Regions from separate parts of the Homo sapiens genome. Here regions 2 and 3 are each linked to region 1. Evidence: chromatin contacts called from ENCODE Hi-C or POLR2A ChIA-PET data. All regions are on one chromosome and are shown on one strand. Each heading gives the region's core, a stretch centred on a gene start or an enhancer-like site at or near the end of the contact. The rest is flanking DNA. Distances are from core to core; before and after follow the strand shown. Region 1 overlaps OAZ2 (ornithine decarboxylase antizyme 2). Region 2 overlaps ZNF609 (zinc finger protein 609). Region 3 has its middle 17 kb from the start of ANKDD1A.

Evidence for each region. A loop is a pair of places that touch in the nucleus more often than their neighbours do. ChIA-PET counts read pairs that join two places held with the same protein, here RNA polymerase II (POLR2A). Pooled maps may share reads with other maps.
Region 2: a loop to region 1 is called in a pooled map, with 2.2 times the contacts of the local background. The contact joins two enhancer-like sites. A Hi-C loop is called at or near these places in 1 of 168 maps with a recorded cell type or tissue (PC-9), 1 of 37 single-sample maps with no recorded cell type and 4 of 50 pooled maps. POLR2A ChIA-PET finds 5 or more read pairs at or near these places in 6 of 52 experiments (B cell, CD4-positive, alpha-beta T cell, HCT116 and 3 more).
Region 3: a map of CD14-positive monocyte shows a loop between it and region 1 (2.2-fold over the local background). The contact joins two enhancer-like sites. A Hi-C loop is called at or near these places in 18 of 168 maps with a recorded cell type or tissue (B cell, CD14-positive monocyte, CD4-positive, alpha-beta T cell and 11 more), 4 of 37 single-sample maps with no recorded cell type and 31 of 50 pooled maps. POLR2A ChIA-PET finds 5 or more read pairs at or near these places in 12 of 52 experiments (B cell, GM12878, H1 and 8 more).

What each region holds. Positions count from the first base shown.
Region 1 is chr15:64,686,414-64,690,680 of GRCh38, reverse strand. It overlaps OAZ2 (ornithine decarboxylase antizyme 2), which reads left to right. Exons shown (of 5, transcript NM_002537.3): 3 at 132-307; 4 at 1,512-1,597; 5 at 1,847-3,107. The coding sequence ends at 1,977. Among named protein-coding and RNA genes, the nearest start is that of OAZ2, 15 kb to the left of the region's middle. Within about 2 kb of position 2,865, at least 3 of the 41 ENCODE cell types and tissues checked have a DNase peak (open chromatin) inside an H3K27ac peak, as active enhancers do; they include heart right ventricle, where a contact is called at or near this core.
Region 2 is chr15:64,505,248-64,510,179 of GRCh38, reverse strand. All of the region lies in intron 2 of ZNF609 (zinc finger protein 609), which reads right to left. Among named protein-coding and RNA genes, the nearest start is that of ZNF609, 47 kb to the right of the region's middle. Within about 2 kb of position 2,744, at least 23 of the 41 ENCODE cell types and tissues checked have a DNase peak (open chromatin) inside an H3K27ac peak, as active enhancers do.
Region 3 is chr15:64,892,439-64,897,338 of GRCh38, reverse strand. No RefSeq gene overlaps it. Among named protein-coding and RNA genes, the nearest start is that of ANKDD1A, 17 kb to the left of the region's middle. RefSeq lists enhancers at 1,943-2,541, 3,336-3,645, 3,796-3,905 and silencers at 2,656-2,705, 2,746-2,795. Within about 2 kb of position 2,523, at least 37 of the 41 ENCODE cell types and tissues checked have a DNase peak (open chromatin) inside an H3K27ac peak, as active enhancers do; they include heart right ventricle, where a contact is called at or near this core.

The DNA of each region.
Region 1 (4,267 bases), core at 1,616-4,115:
TCAGCATGGCCTCTATCCCACGCTACCCTGACACTGGCCTAAGGGGACTCCCAGCATCGCCTAGATTAGGGAGTGGATGATATGGCCAGAAGCAGTAGTGACCTGGTCCTCTGCCCTGCTTTCCTTCCCAGGACGAGAAGCTCACTGTGACCCAGGACCTCCCTGTGAATGATGGAAAACCTCACATCGTCCACTTCCAGTATGAGGTCACCGAGGTGAAGGTCTCTTCTTGGGATGCAGTCCTGTCCAGCCAGAGCCTGTTTGTAGAAATCCCAGATGGATTATTAGCTGATGGGAGCAAAGAAGGGTAAAGAGCCAAATGCTGGGGAGGGAAAGGAGGTCCCATTCCAGAGAAGAGTATATGTTTACTGTGGGTAACAGAATTGTAGGGGAGTCTGTGCCTTCTCCCTTAGCTCTAGACTCCCCAAGCAGATACCGTTTTGTAACAGGTTATTTTTAGCCAGTAAGACAGGCCTGCTCTAGGTTATAATTAAAGCAGATTGTTATCACATTAACCAAATGCCTGCCGGTTAATCGCCCCATGGTTCACTCTGACACTAAATCCCCCTGTAGCTACACAGTACTGTAGTTTAAAAGGCTAGGAAGCAAAAAGAAGTACTTAGGCCCATCACCACCTTCCTAGACCTCCCTCCCATTCACACCCCACCCAGGAAGCTCAGAGGTAAGTGGGATTTCATTGGATTGGGCAAAGACCCTCCAAGCAGCCAAGATGGGTAAGAAATGTCCTGAGGACAGAGTTCCTGAGTGGTCCCAGCCTCTTGAGAAAATCCTTTTAGGCAGTGTTAGAGCCCAGAGTGTCCCTCTCAGTGGCAGGTGATCATATCAGACTTGGCAATCTGTGGGACACCTGAAGAACTGGGTTTTCTTTCTAGGCCCCAGACTCTGTCTTGTGGACAGCATTAGTTAAGATGGGTAGTGTTACTTTCAGATCTCCTATTGCAGGAAGAGAAAAGTTAGTAACATTTTTCTCAGGCGCTGTGGCTTTTTTTTTTTTTTTTTCCAAAATTCAAGGCTCTTGGGGTCTTGACATAGGAATCTTCCTCCTGGAGCTTCTGAATTTTTTTTTTTTTTGAGATGGAGGCTCACTCTGTCGCCCAGGCTGGAGTGGAGTGGTGCGATCTCGGCTCACTGCAAGCTCCGTCTCCCAGGTTCATGCCATTCTCCTGCCTCAGCCTCCCGAGTAGCTGGGACTACAGGCGCCCACCACCACGCCCGGCTAGTTTTTTGTATTTTTAGTAGAGATGGGGTTTCACCGTGTTAGCCAGGATGGTCTTGATCTCCTGACCTCGTGATCCACCTGCCTCGGCCTCCCAAAGTGCTGGGATTACAGGTGTGAGCCACTGTGCCCAGCCCAGAGCTTCTGTATTTATATTGCTGGTTGTAGGCCTCAGAAAAGCCTTTGGGTTGGTAGGGGTGGGGGTGGGGTGTGAATGGGAGGGAGGTCTAGGAAGGTGGTGATGGGCCTAAGTACTTCTCTTTGCTTCCTGCAGATTGTTAGCACTGCTAGAGTTTGCTGAAGAGAAGATGAAAGTGAACTATGTCTTCATCTGCTTCAGGAAGGGCCGAGAAGACAGAGGTGAGGAGTCAGAGTGGCCTGAGCCTTACAGCCCAGACAGTGGGGCCTGGGGGAGAGAAGGGAGCACCTCCAGGATGAGGTGGGACTCTTGAATTTGCCTTTCAAACCCTGGGAAATCATGGCAGGAGGGCAAGTGCCTGAAGGGCTCGTAAAAGCCTAGTGCTTATTTGTTCCATCTTTGTTTGGGGTTTTGATTTCAGCCTACCATTGTGTTTCTCATCAGACTTTTTTACACTCTGTCTTCTGCAGCTCCACTCCTGAAGACCTTCAGCTTCTTGGGCTTTGAGATTGTACGTCCAGGCCATCCCTGTGTCCCCTCTCGGCCAGATGTGATGTTCATGGTTTATCCCCTGGACCAGAACTTGTCCGATGAGGACTAATAGTCATAGAGGATGCTTTACCCAAGAGCCACAGTGGGGGAAGAGGGGAAGTTAGGCAGCCCTGGGACAGACGAGAGGGCTCCTCGCTGTCTAGGGAAGGACACTGAGGGGCTCAGGGTGAGGGTTGCCTATTGTGTTCTCGGAGTTGACTCGTTGAAATTGTTTTCCATAAAGAACAGTATAAACATATTATTCACATGTAATCACCAATAGTAAATGAAGATGTTTATGAACTGGCATTAGAAGCTTTCTAAACTGCGCTGTGTGATGTGTTCTATCTAGCCTAGGGGAGGACATTGCCTAGAGGGGGAGGGACTGTCTGGGTTCAGGGGCATGGCCTGGAGGGCTGGTGGGCAGCACTGTCAGGCTCAGGTTTCCCTGCTGTTGGCTTTCTGTTTTGGTTATTAAGACTTGTGTATTTTCTTTCTTTGCTTCCTGTCACCCCAGGGGCTCCTGAGTATAGGCTTTTCAGTCCCTGGGCAGTGTCCTTGAGTTGTTTTTTGACACTCTTACCTGGGCTTCTCTGTGTGCATTTGCGTCTGGCCTGGAGTAAGCAGGTCCGACCCCTCCTTCTTTACAGCTTAGTGTTATTCTGGCATTTGGTTAAGCTGGCTTAATCTGTTTAATGTTATCAGTACATTTTAAATAGGGGCATTGAAATTTACTCCCACCACCAGGGCTTTTTTGGGGGATGCCTGGGCCTTTAAAACACTAGCCAAACTCTAATTAATTCTCAAATCACTGCCAGGAGTTCTTGCTCCTGGCTGCAGGCCCAGGCCCCAAGGTCTCCTTCTTGGGGTCACAAACAGCAGTAAGGAAGAGGAATATATAGCAACTCAGGGCCTGGGAATTGTGGGGCAATCCGTTCTTAGGGACTGGATACTTCTGGCTGGCTGAGTATAGTACTAGCTGCCTCCCCACCAGGTTCCGAGTAGTGTCTGAGACTCTGCTCTGCAGGGCCTAGGGTAGCGCTGGGAGTGTAGAAGTGGCCTGCCCTTAACTGTTTTCACTAAACAGCTTTTTCTAAGGGGAGAGCAAGGGGGAGAGATCTAGATTGGGTGAGGGGGACGGGGATGTCAGGGAGGCAAGTGTGTTGTGTTACTGTGTCAATAAACTGATTTAAAGTTGTGGTTGGTCTATTCTTTATTTCTGAACTAGGACCAACTCCCTACCAAACTGTTTTGACTCCAGAGCCTAATAAATAGAGGTGTGGTGCGTGCTCCTTGGGAAAAAAACTGCAGTGTAGGAGGGCAGATAAACTGGCTGAGGTCTCTCTCTGGGGCCATATTACACTGTGAAATGCGGGGTTGCTAGGAGTCTGAGACTTACTGCCAGAGCCCCCTGGAGAGAGATGTGTACATATCAGCTTCATCTAGGAGAGGCTATACCCAAGATCCAATCTGCTCTTAGCTCTTCCTTTTCTGTAAAAGGCTGGGGAGGTTGGGTCCTGATACTGGGTTTTGGCTTTTGCATGGAGCTCCTGACATTCCCATTCCTGAGGTCTTTGAAGGATGCAGCACACACCTTCCCTGTTCTAGTTTTCCCCTTTTGGAGCTCAGTGTCCTAAGGTGTGGCTTCCAGTCCCCCACACCACAGCCTGATGAATAAGCTCTCAGTGGTACCAAGGGGGCTGGAATCCTCTTCACCACAGTTTTTTTAATTTCTCAAGGATTTACTGGCACTTTTTTTCTTTTGCTTCTGTTTTGCCAATTGAAGGGCATGTTCTTCCACCTACATTTTTGCAACTGTCTACTGTTAAGCTGTGGCTCTCACATTGCTCTTTATGGAGCCTGCTTGTGTTTTCACTGTGGGCCAAGTCATTTATCTTGGACTCTAACTTGTATTCATTAAAAGTAATGAGCTCGAATCCCAAGTTTTTTTTTGTTTTTGTTTTTTTCATGGAATCTCGCTCTGTCGCCCAGGCTGGAGTGCAGTGGTGTAATCTCAGCTCACTGCAACCTCCGCCTCCTGGGTTCAGGTGATTATCCTGTCTCAGCCTCCTGAGTAGCTGGGATTACAGATGCCCACCATCACACTCAGCTAATTTTTTGTATTTTCAGTAGAGACAGGGTTTTGCCATGTTGCCCGGGCTGGTCTCGAACTCCTGGCCTCAAGTGATTCCCACGCTTCGGCCTCGCCAAGTGTTGGGATTACAGGCGTGAGCCACCGTGCCTGGCAAATGTTATTAGAGCAAGTCTGGGACTAGAGACATTCCGTTGAAATCAAGTGTCCCCCACTGGGCAGGTAATTCCTAGAGGCAGCTGGCAGTTTAGGATGCAGATATTAAACA
Region 2 (4,932 bases), core at 1,495-3,994, 180 kb after region 1:
TGATGAAAGTTATGTGAATATGGTGTCTTTTTCTTTCTATCAAAATATTGTACTGTACTCACCCTCTTTGTGATGATGTGAGATGATAAAATGCCTATGGGATGAGATGAAATGGGGTGAATAATGTAGTGTTTAAAACTTAGTGATTTATTTATCTCTGGAATTTTCCATTTAATATTTTCACATCTTGGTTGTCTGAGGGTAACTGAAATCACAGAGAGCAAAAACAAGGATAAGGTTGGGGGGACTACAGTACTTCAATCCTCATTCTTCTCTTGACTGTTCTGGCTACCTCTGCTAATCCCTTCAAAAGACTAGTCTGTACCTTACAAGGATTAGCAGAGAGAGGAAAGAAACTTCCTGTATGAAAACAATCATGTTATCTTCATTTCAATTCTTAGGAAAATAATTCAGAAGAAGTTGGTTATATACCAAAGAAACTGACCTTAATGGAGAATAAACAAAAGCCATGGTTCTCAACCTGAGATCAGCCCTCTGCCAAAAGAAGTCCAACACACACTTCCAAACTGACCAATCAAACAACAAAACCCCAAACTTCAATGCCTCCAAATGCTCTGAATCAATCTCTCCCTGAAGCCTTCTTGGAAATCAGTAGGAGCTGGAATATTAGCTATCATAAATTCATTGTTTTCCAAAGCCTTCAGGGGATTAATTCTTCAAAGTCTCTAAGGATATCCTTTCTCCTTAATTTCACAATGACCTTGCACCTCAAAGCTAAGAACAGTAACATCAGCAACAGCTAACATTTATTGGTTACTTACTATAATGCTAGGCACTGTGCTGAATGCTTAACTCTTTTCATCTCATTTAATCCTCACAATAACCCTATGAGGTCAGTACTATTATTTACTTCCTCCATTCAGATGAGAAAAGTGGGTCTTTTTTGAATATCTTTTCTGCTCTTCTGCTCTGAAAGTCCTAAGCCCTTAGATATTCATTCCAATTTTAGGTTCCTGTCAGTTTGTCCACAAAGAGTTAAAGATATATAAGGATATTTTTAAAAGAAAAAAATCATACCTACTGCCCAGCGTTACATTTTAAAGTTTTTGGTAATTTCAATTTCACTATTAAGAGGGAAGGGTGCTCTACAATAGTAGATATCAAACTTTAGTGTGTATCACAATCAACAGGACAGCTAATGTTAAAACGCAAATTGTTGGGTCTCAGCTGGGCACAGTGGCTTACACCTGTAATCCCAACACTTTGGGAGGCCAAGGCAGGAGGATCGCTTGAAGTTAGGAGTTCAAGACTAGCCTGAACAACATAGTAAGACCCCGTCTCTAAAAAAATTTAAAAATTAGTTGGGCGTGATGGCACACACCTGTAGTCCCAGCTACTGGGGAGGTAGGAAGTGAGGTAGGAGAATCACTTGAGCATGGGAGGTTGAGGCTGCAGTGAGCCTTGATTGTGCCACTGTATTCCAGCCTGGGCAACAAAGTGAGACCCTGTCTCAAAAAAAAAAAAAAAAAAAAAATTTTCTGGGTCTCAAGCCTAGAGTTTCTAACTTTAGGGACTGGGAGGAGGTCTGAGATCCAAATTTTTATCGAATTCTCATTTGCTGCTGATACAGGGCCCACTAATTTATATGAAGGGAAAAGAAAGTAGTCCCCTCTCACCTTAGCTATCACCTTATGTGAAGACACTTCTCTACAGAGTACTTTCAACAAGACAGACACTTAGGGTTTAAAACACCTCCAGGGTCTGACAGCTTAAAGATTTATTTTTTTTCTCCCCACTTCACAAAGGCTTCAATGGCACCACTAACATGAAGGCACATGAAATCCAGAAAAAGGAAAATTAAGGACAGAATATTTATAAACTTTGCTAAGAACTTCTTACTGCTCACATTTTACTTCAGCCTGAAGTCCTTCCTTTGGGCCTCCTTGAGCAACAGATGCCAAAAGAAAAGTAGATTGCTTTGTAATACCAACCCCCAAAACAAGGATGGGCTCTTAAAATATAATAGAACTTTGCCCTGTGAACAGAAAATCTCAAAATGCTCCAAATTCCTCCTTAGTTCACCTTAGCTATCACAAAGGTCTCTCTTTTATCACACTATCCTTCATCTCAAAAGAGCTATTGCTCTTACCCAGGACTGACCCAAAGTCTACACTTTCTTAGGCAGCTTAAATATTGACTATGTCAATGTCATCTAGGATGAATGACTTTAGGGAATAGGATTTGTTAAAAATGTCTCCTCGGTCAGCCAGGAAAGGTTCTTCTGTGGGTGCTCTGAACCATGACTAAACTGTACCGAGAGAAATATATTTTAAAATATTAATATGGTCTGGCACCTTCCTGATGCTAATGGTTCCAGGCCCACCCCAATGGCACAACTGGGAAATTAAGTGAAGAGAAAAGCCATCTTCCCTCTGCTCTCTATTTCAAATGGTCCTCCTCCACAGCTTTGCCACGCACAGACTCATTCTATACATATACACAGAGATACAACATGCTCATACACACAAATAACTCTCCACAGGAACTGAAAATCAAAGCCTAACCCCATGGTTTTTAAGTGAGCAAGTCCAATTTCCTTCTTTGTAGCTCTTGACACATGCTGGCTGGGAGCCGTCTGGATTTTTTCTGCCTTGTTCCTGCACCAGAAGGCTCTGCACTGCAGGTCAGGGGATGATAAGGAAATGAACAGTGTAATTTCCAAGGCCTCTGAACACAGCCCTGTCAGCAGCTCTGGAGGCGGGTTACTCAAGCATGGCTTGAAGAGTGAAAACCACAGAGAGAGGGCTCAGACAGCCAGCAGTGGCAGGATCTCAGCTGTGTATGTTACTGCCACATCCCAAGCCCTGCTGCCTCCCTGGATGAGCTCTGCTGGTAAAAGCTCTTATACCCAAATGGCAAAAATACAAGTTCACACTGGGGGAGGAAGATTAAGGGCTAAGACTTAGATTTTTTCCATGCAGTCTTGTGTAGAAACAAAAACACTTAGCACTACTCCAGTGTCCGTGAGATTGCATATTCCGGCAAAACCACAGTAACATCTATCCAACATACCCAACCCCATGCCAGGGATATGGCCAGAAAAGAAGCTCGATTCATATGAAGTCTGAAATTCAACAGGCCACTTCAATATGCCCTAAGCTAATTTTTGGTCTTCCCCCCACCTCCAACTATAATTATCAGGGGCTTTAGAACACATCACCACCATGAAAATTTCCCAGCCTAGATTTGGAACTTCTTCAGACCATAGTGCTAAAAAGTCTTAGCTAACATGTATATCTATTCATACTGGGATTCCTGTAAAGTGGAATGTTGTTGTATTTCAGTACATTATTGCCTAGGAGAGACTAAGACCAATTTCCACTCAAACTGTATTTTTCTTTTTTCTAATATTTATTGAATGCTTCCTACGTGCCAGGCACTAAGTGTTTTATATGAATTAGCTAACTTAATCTAAAGACAAACTTTTTTTTTTTTCTTGAGACAGAGTTTTGCTCTTGTTGCCCAGGCTGGAGTGCAACAGCACAATCTCAGCTCACTGCAACCTCTGCCTCCCGGGTTCAAGTGATTCTCCTGCCTCAGCATCCTGAGTAGCTGGGACTACAGGCATGCACCACCACGCCCGACTAATTTTGTATTTTTAGTAGAGACAGGGTTTCTCCATGTTGGTCAGGCTGGTCTCGAACTCCCGACCTCAGGTGATCCACCCGCCTTGGCCTCCCAAAGTGCTGGGATTATAGGCGTGAGCCACCGCGCCCGGCCTAAAGACAAACTTAAAGGCTGGGTGTGACGGCTCATGCCTGTAATCCCAGCACTTTGGGAGGCCAAGGCGGGTGGATCACTTGAGCCCAGGAGCTCGACACCAGCCTGGCCAACACAACGAAACCCTGTCTCTACTAAAAATACAAAAATTAGCCAGGCATGGTGGTGCATGCCTGTAATCCCAGCTACTCTGGAGGTTAAGGCAGAGGTTGCAATGAGCAGAGACTGCACCACTGCACTCCAGCCTGGGCGGCAGAGTGAGACTCCCTCTCATAAATAAATAAATAAATACAAACTTATGTAGGTGCTATTTCTCTCATTTTGCAGATAAGAAAACTGAGGAAGAACAATTAAGAAACTTGGTCAAGATCACTCAGTAAATAAGTGCAAAGGTAGGAAACAAAGCCAGGTAGTCTGGCTCCAGAGTTCACACTTTTTAAAAAATTTATTATTATTATTTTTTTGAGACGGAGTCTCACTCTGTTGCCCAGGCTGGAGTGCACTAGTGCGATCACAGCTCACTACTGCAGCCTCAACCTCCCAGGCTCAAGCCAGGAGGCCTGGCTAGAGTTTACGCTTTTAGCCACTAAATTATACATAAGAGTTGATGTGAAATTCAAGTTTAGAAGGCTGGTGTTTTAAATGAGAAGTGGCCCCGAATACTTACCTTGAAAGGAAAATTCTCAAACTTTGATGTATATAGCAATTATCTGGAGAGACTTCTGGAAGTACAGATTTCTGGGCCCTTACCCCAAAAACTTATTCGGCATATCTAGGGTAGGGTCCAAGAATGTGCATTTTTGATACTCTGGTGATGTACATGGTTTTATGGGACACACTTTTAGGAACTCTGCTGTAGACGGTAAACTGTAAGCTCCTCAAAAAGCAGAGACCATCTCTGTTTTATTTACCAGTGTATACCCAATACCAAGTAGAAAACCTAGTATCTAAAATGCATTCAATTAATGTACTGACTGAATGAAAAGTGATAACAATTAGCCAACAGTATATCTTCTCTACAAAATACTTAGTAATATCCACAATACATTTGAAGGTCTGCCTATTAGTGATGTGTCCAAGGAAGAAGCACTAGAACAGGGTTTTTTTTCTTACCTGCAATTGCCAAGTAAAGAAAGAACTATTCCTCAATTATTATAATGAAAATTTGGCTGGATGAAATATTCCAGAACA
Region 3 (4,900 bases), core at 1,274-3,773, 210 kb before region 1:
GAATCCCGGTTTGAAGGGCCTCCTCCCATGGCATCCTGTGTGGGGCTGGACTCTCACTGCTCCACAACCTGAATTCAGGCTTCTAGCTCCTTCCAGGACAGCTGGGCCTGGCCTCCACTGAGAACAGAGGAGTCTCCCCCACCTGACTCCATGCTGAGCTCTCCACTGGCCTGTCCTCTCGGGTCTGCTGGGGCCATCCAATACAGAGGGCTCGTTATAAGAGTGGGCTCTGGGGTACAAGTTCTGCCACTCCTTCACCTGCATGTGACCTTGGCCAGTCACCTATCTTCTTCAAGCCTCTCCTTCTGACACTGTGGTGTTCCTTACACATTGGAGGCCCTCATAAATGCTTTCTGAATAAGTCTGCCTGCAATATGCTTAACGCAGTGCCTGACCCAGAGAACATGCTCAGTAAAAGTCAACTATTTAAATCATCCCCATTTACAGATGAAGAAACTGAGACTCAGAAATGTAACTTGTCCAAGGCCTCAGGGCTGGGAAATGGTGGAGCCAGGTTCCCCTGTGCCCTGATCCATCAGTCCACCTCCCCTGCATGCTCCCCATTCTTCTCTGCCTCTGTGAAGCCAGCACAGATATGTCAGCCTCAGAGGGATGAATGGAGAAGCCAGAAACTCACACTCTGAGAACCCCTGAGGAGACAGGAGGTTCCTATCATCATGGGAGATACAAAGATGAATTAAAGTTTCAGCCGCTCAAAGGGCTGCCAGTCTGGAACTGGGAGCCACGGCGCCCGGAACAGAGTCTATCCCTACACAGAGGACCCAGCAAGCCTCAAGGGAGGGGCACCATCTGGGTTCCCAGTACACAATTGGCTCGTTGAATCACAAAGTTCACAAGAAATAGTGGCCACACAATCTGAATTTTAAAAGACAAGTCCAAGTTGCAAACATTTTCTCCTATTGTTATAATAGAGTATGAAGTGCCCCAAAGAATCCATTATTGTGGCACCTAAATGACCTCTCACAGCCAGGTGGATCACAAAAATCTATGTTATACCACACGTCCTAAGCTTGACTTGGGGAAAGAGGATCCCCATTATGCTAGACACACAGATGCCGGCTGCCCCCAGCCTCAGCCTCATGGGTGTATGCAGGTCCACACAGACTAATACCAGACAAGACAAAGGGTCACCCACTCTTGGGCTATTAGATGACATGGTGACTTGAGTTAGTGCCCCCTCCCCTTTCCAGCAGTGATCCTAACACCAGTGCTGGGCACTGTAAGGTCTGGAGGGGCCTTTGGTATCCCCAGAGAAAACAGACTGCCTTTGCATGCTTCTTGTCAGCATGAGAGGCAAGCCCTGGTCTAAGTGACACCGAGGTTGCAGCCAGGGTGTCTCTGACAGGGCTGCTGTCCTCAGATGTGAAGGCTTTGCTCCTCAGCCTCTTGCTACAGACCTCCCTCTCACATTAACTCCTGCCAGGACTTTTGGTTTCGGTTTCTGACAGCAGAAATAAGTTCTACCCTTTCCCTCTGTTGTCCTCCACACTTCCCCTCCTCCTACCCTACTTCCTTCACCCTTCTTCCTCCCACCCTAGTAGGAAATCCCCCCCCTGCCCCCACCCCCAGTCCCAGTCTGAGAGGGACAAAGAAGAAGAGAGGAATAGAGAAGGGACTGAGAAAGGGAGTTGCCAGAGACCTCGCTGCATCTTCGGGGCTTGGTGATCACTCACAAATCTGCAAATTGTGCCCTGTACAACTCAAGAGGACACCAGTCCTCTCAAGTCACCAAAATTTGCATATTTATTAGCACACTTTTCAGACAGATGGCAGTAAAGTGTCTTGAGAAGGAACAGTCTGAAGCTCTGGAGTGGGGTTAAAGGGCTGAATGCCTTTCGGCTCTCATCTCCTAGAAGCCCCAAGGCACCCCCAGTCCTTGAGCTGTAACCCACTTATCCCTCTTTGCTCAACTTCCCAGCTGGGCTAGAACCCCAGTGAGACTCTGGCTCAAAAGAGGCTCGCCAATCTAGGTCCATTTGTGGGGCCCCAAGCAAGTCTCTTCCTCACTAGGCCTCAGTTTCCCCATCTGTAATATGTAAAGAGAACAAAAGGATCTCTAAGCGGCCATCTATATTTAACAGCTGAGTCTGTGCAGAGGGTGCCTGGAGGCAGATGATTACAGTTGGGTTGCAGCCTCAGGGTCCCTATTTCTCTGAAGGAAGGAGGTTGTTGGTTGTTCCGTTGACTGAGAGCAGGGGTCAGAGAGGATTCTTTTGTTGAAGAATATCAAGAGGGGCTGTGTGACCTGGGGCGGCTCCTCTAACCTCTCTAAACCTGTTACCTCCCCTATGAAATAAAGGTGGTAATATTCACCTTGCAGGTGGCTGTGACGACTGAAGGGAGTACTGCATGCAAAAGTGCTGGCGTGGAGGAGGCGGCAGAAGAGGGCGGCGGCGGGGCACGGCAGCCACTGCCTGAGCTCAGGCTCCAGGGCAGGAAACCCACCTGACAGGCCACTCCTTCAGCTCGCCTCCCCCAGTGGGCTCCCTCCCCTCTCTCTGCAGGGCCACACCTCTGGGAGGATGCTCAGGGCTTGCACAGCGCTGAAGGAACCCCAAGGAGCCTACACCCCTTAGCCTGTCATGCCAGGCCCTCCCCTACCTACGCCCCGCGGCCACTCCCCACCCAGCCCCCCCGACCTGCTCGACACCCCCAAACAAGCCATGCACACCTCCCTGCCTTTGCCCAGGCTGCATCCTTTCCGGGTCACATGCCCTTCCCTCTCCCCCTCCTCAAGACAGCTAAATCCTGCTCATTGTTTAGGGCCCAGCTCAAATGTCACCTTCTGAGAGAAACCTTTCCCTGCCCTTCCAGTAAAGAAAATACTCATTCTTCCTGTTGCCTCCCTCAGCCCCGCATTCAGTCCCGTCAGGAGTGCAGCTGGGCTCCAGTCCGCCACATCCCCTCGCGGAGCCCCCAGTGCCTTATCTAGAAAATGGAGGTAAATCGTCCCTACTTGGGGGGCAGGACGAGTTCAATAAAATGGGACACGTCGGGCGTCTAAACATAGCGTGGGGCCCACAGTAGAGCCCGGCGAGTCCAACCAGTCAGCCTCGCACTGAGAGGGAAGCGCGCGCCAGGCCCCGTTTCCAGCCTCCTGTAAGTCCTCCCGGAAGACCAGTTCACAGCTCATTGGAAGATCAACCAGGATTGACAGGTTCCCAGCCCAATGGCTGGCCGAGCCCGAGAATGGCTCGGGAGCAGGTGGTCGGCCCCTTCCCCTCTCTGGGGCCTCTACCTGCGGAAGGCAGGGCGGGGGGCCTGGTTTCCACAAGCTGCCTGTGTCAGCCTGTGGGGCCGGCCGCCCCACTGATGACTCAGGTCTCCTCCCCACCCTTCCCCTTCAGGAAGAGGCCCTGTCATAATCGCAGTTGTACTACATAAAAATAGCTTCGTTTCACAGTGACATGAGCACAGCCCTTTCCACTGAGGGAAGAGGAAGGCAGTTTCCCCCTACGCGTTCCCCGGGTCCCTCTTCAAAAGCGGATCCTCGGGTGGGGGCTTCACACTTCTCAGCAATAGCTTCATCAGCGGCTTCCTCCCCGGCTTCGGCGCTGAAGGCTTTTTTTACCGCTTTGCGACCAGCTTCTCACCTTTTCTTATTTGGCCCTCACGTCAGAGACGGCAGGCAGCTGAGGTTGCTGTTCCCATTGTGCAGGTGTGGAAACCCAGGCCAGAAGAGGGGAGGTGACTGGCCTGAGGTCACACAGCAAGCTCGCGAGAGCCGAGTTGGGGGCCCTGACTCCTTCACCGAGTTCCTTACGCGCCTGCATAGGCCTCCTCCTAGGAAAGTACTGTGGCCACAGCCAGGGCACCAAGAAAAAGGAGAGGCGAGGAAGGCTGGACGGAACACAGATGTGAGGGGCAAGACATTCATGCAACAAACATTTGTCTGGCCGGGTGAGGTGGCTAACGGCTGTAATCCCAGGACTTTGGGAGACCAAGGCGGGCAGATCACCTGAGGTCAGGAGTTTGAGACCAGCCTGGCGAATATGGTGAAACCCCATCTGTACTAAAAATACAAAACAAATTAGCCAGGCGTCATGGCGCACGCCTGTAATCCCAGCTACTCGGGATTGGAACCCAATGACAAATTGGTGGTTTCCCTGTCAGTCAGGCCTGTTAGACTGAGAGCAGCCCCTCCAGGCCCAAGACTGATGAGTCTCAGCCATGAGGCCCAGCCTGGGGTGTGGGGGCCTTTGCTGCCCATTGAATCCCTGCAGTGCAGCCACTGAGGAAACCCTGCCTGGTCTTGTGGTCTCTGCTCTTCCCCCTCAAATCCACCCTCTACTATCAAAATGTAAGGCAGGTCAGAGGGCACAAGCTGGAAGCCTATAAATGGGTATCTTGTGGCACTAGAAAGAAAGGCACGCTGTGTTCCCAGCTGGGTGCCTGAATGCGTAGGAGTATGGGCAAGTGACTGTGTGTGTGCACATGGTTGTGTACAAACTTGGGGTGTGTGTGTCTTAGTCGGTTTTCTGTTATTTGTAACAGAGTACCTGAAACTGGGTAATTTATAAAGAAAAGGAATTCTTTCTTGCAGTGCTGGAGAATGAGAAGTCCAAGGTTGAAGGGCTGCACCTTGTGAGGTCCTTCTTGGTGGTGGGGACTCTGCGGAGTCCTGAGGCCCTGAAGGGCATCACATGGTGATGGGGTTGAGCATGTTAGCTCAGATCTCTCTTCCTCTTATTATAAAGCCAACAGTCCAATTCCCGTGATAACCCATTAATCCATGAACCCATTAATCCATTAATCCATGAATGAATTAATCTATTCATGAGGGCAGAGTCCTCATGGCCCAATCACCTCTTGAAGATCCCACTTTTCACTACTGCCACATTGGGGAATAAGTTTCAACATGAGTTTCAGAGGGGACAGA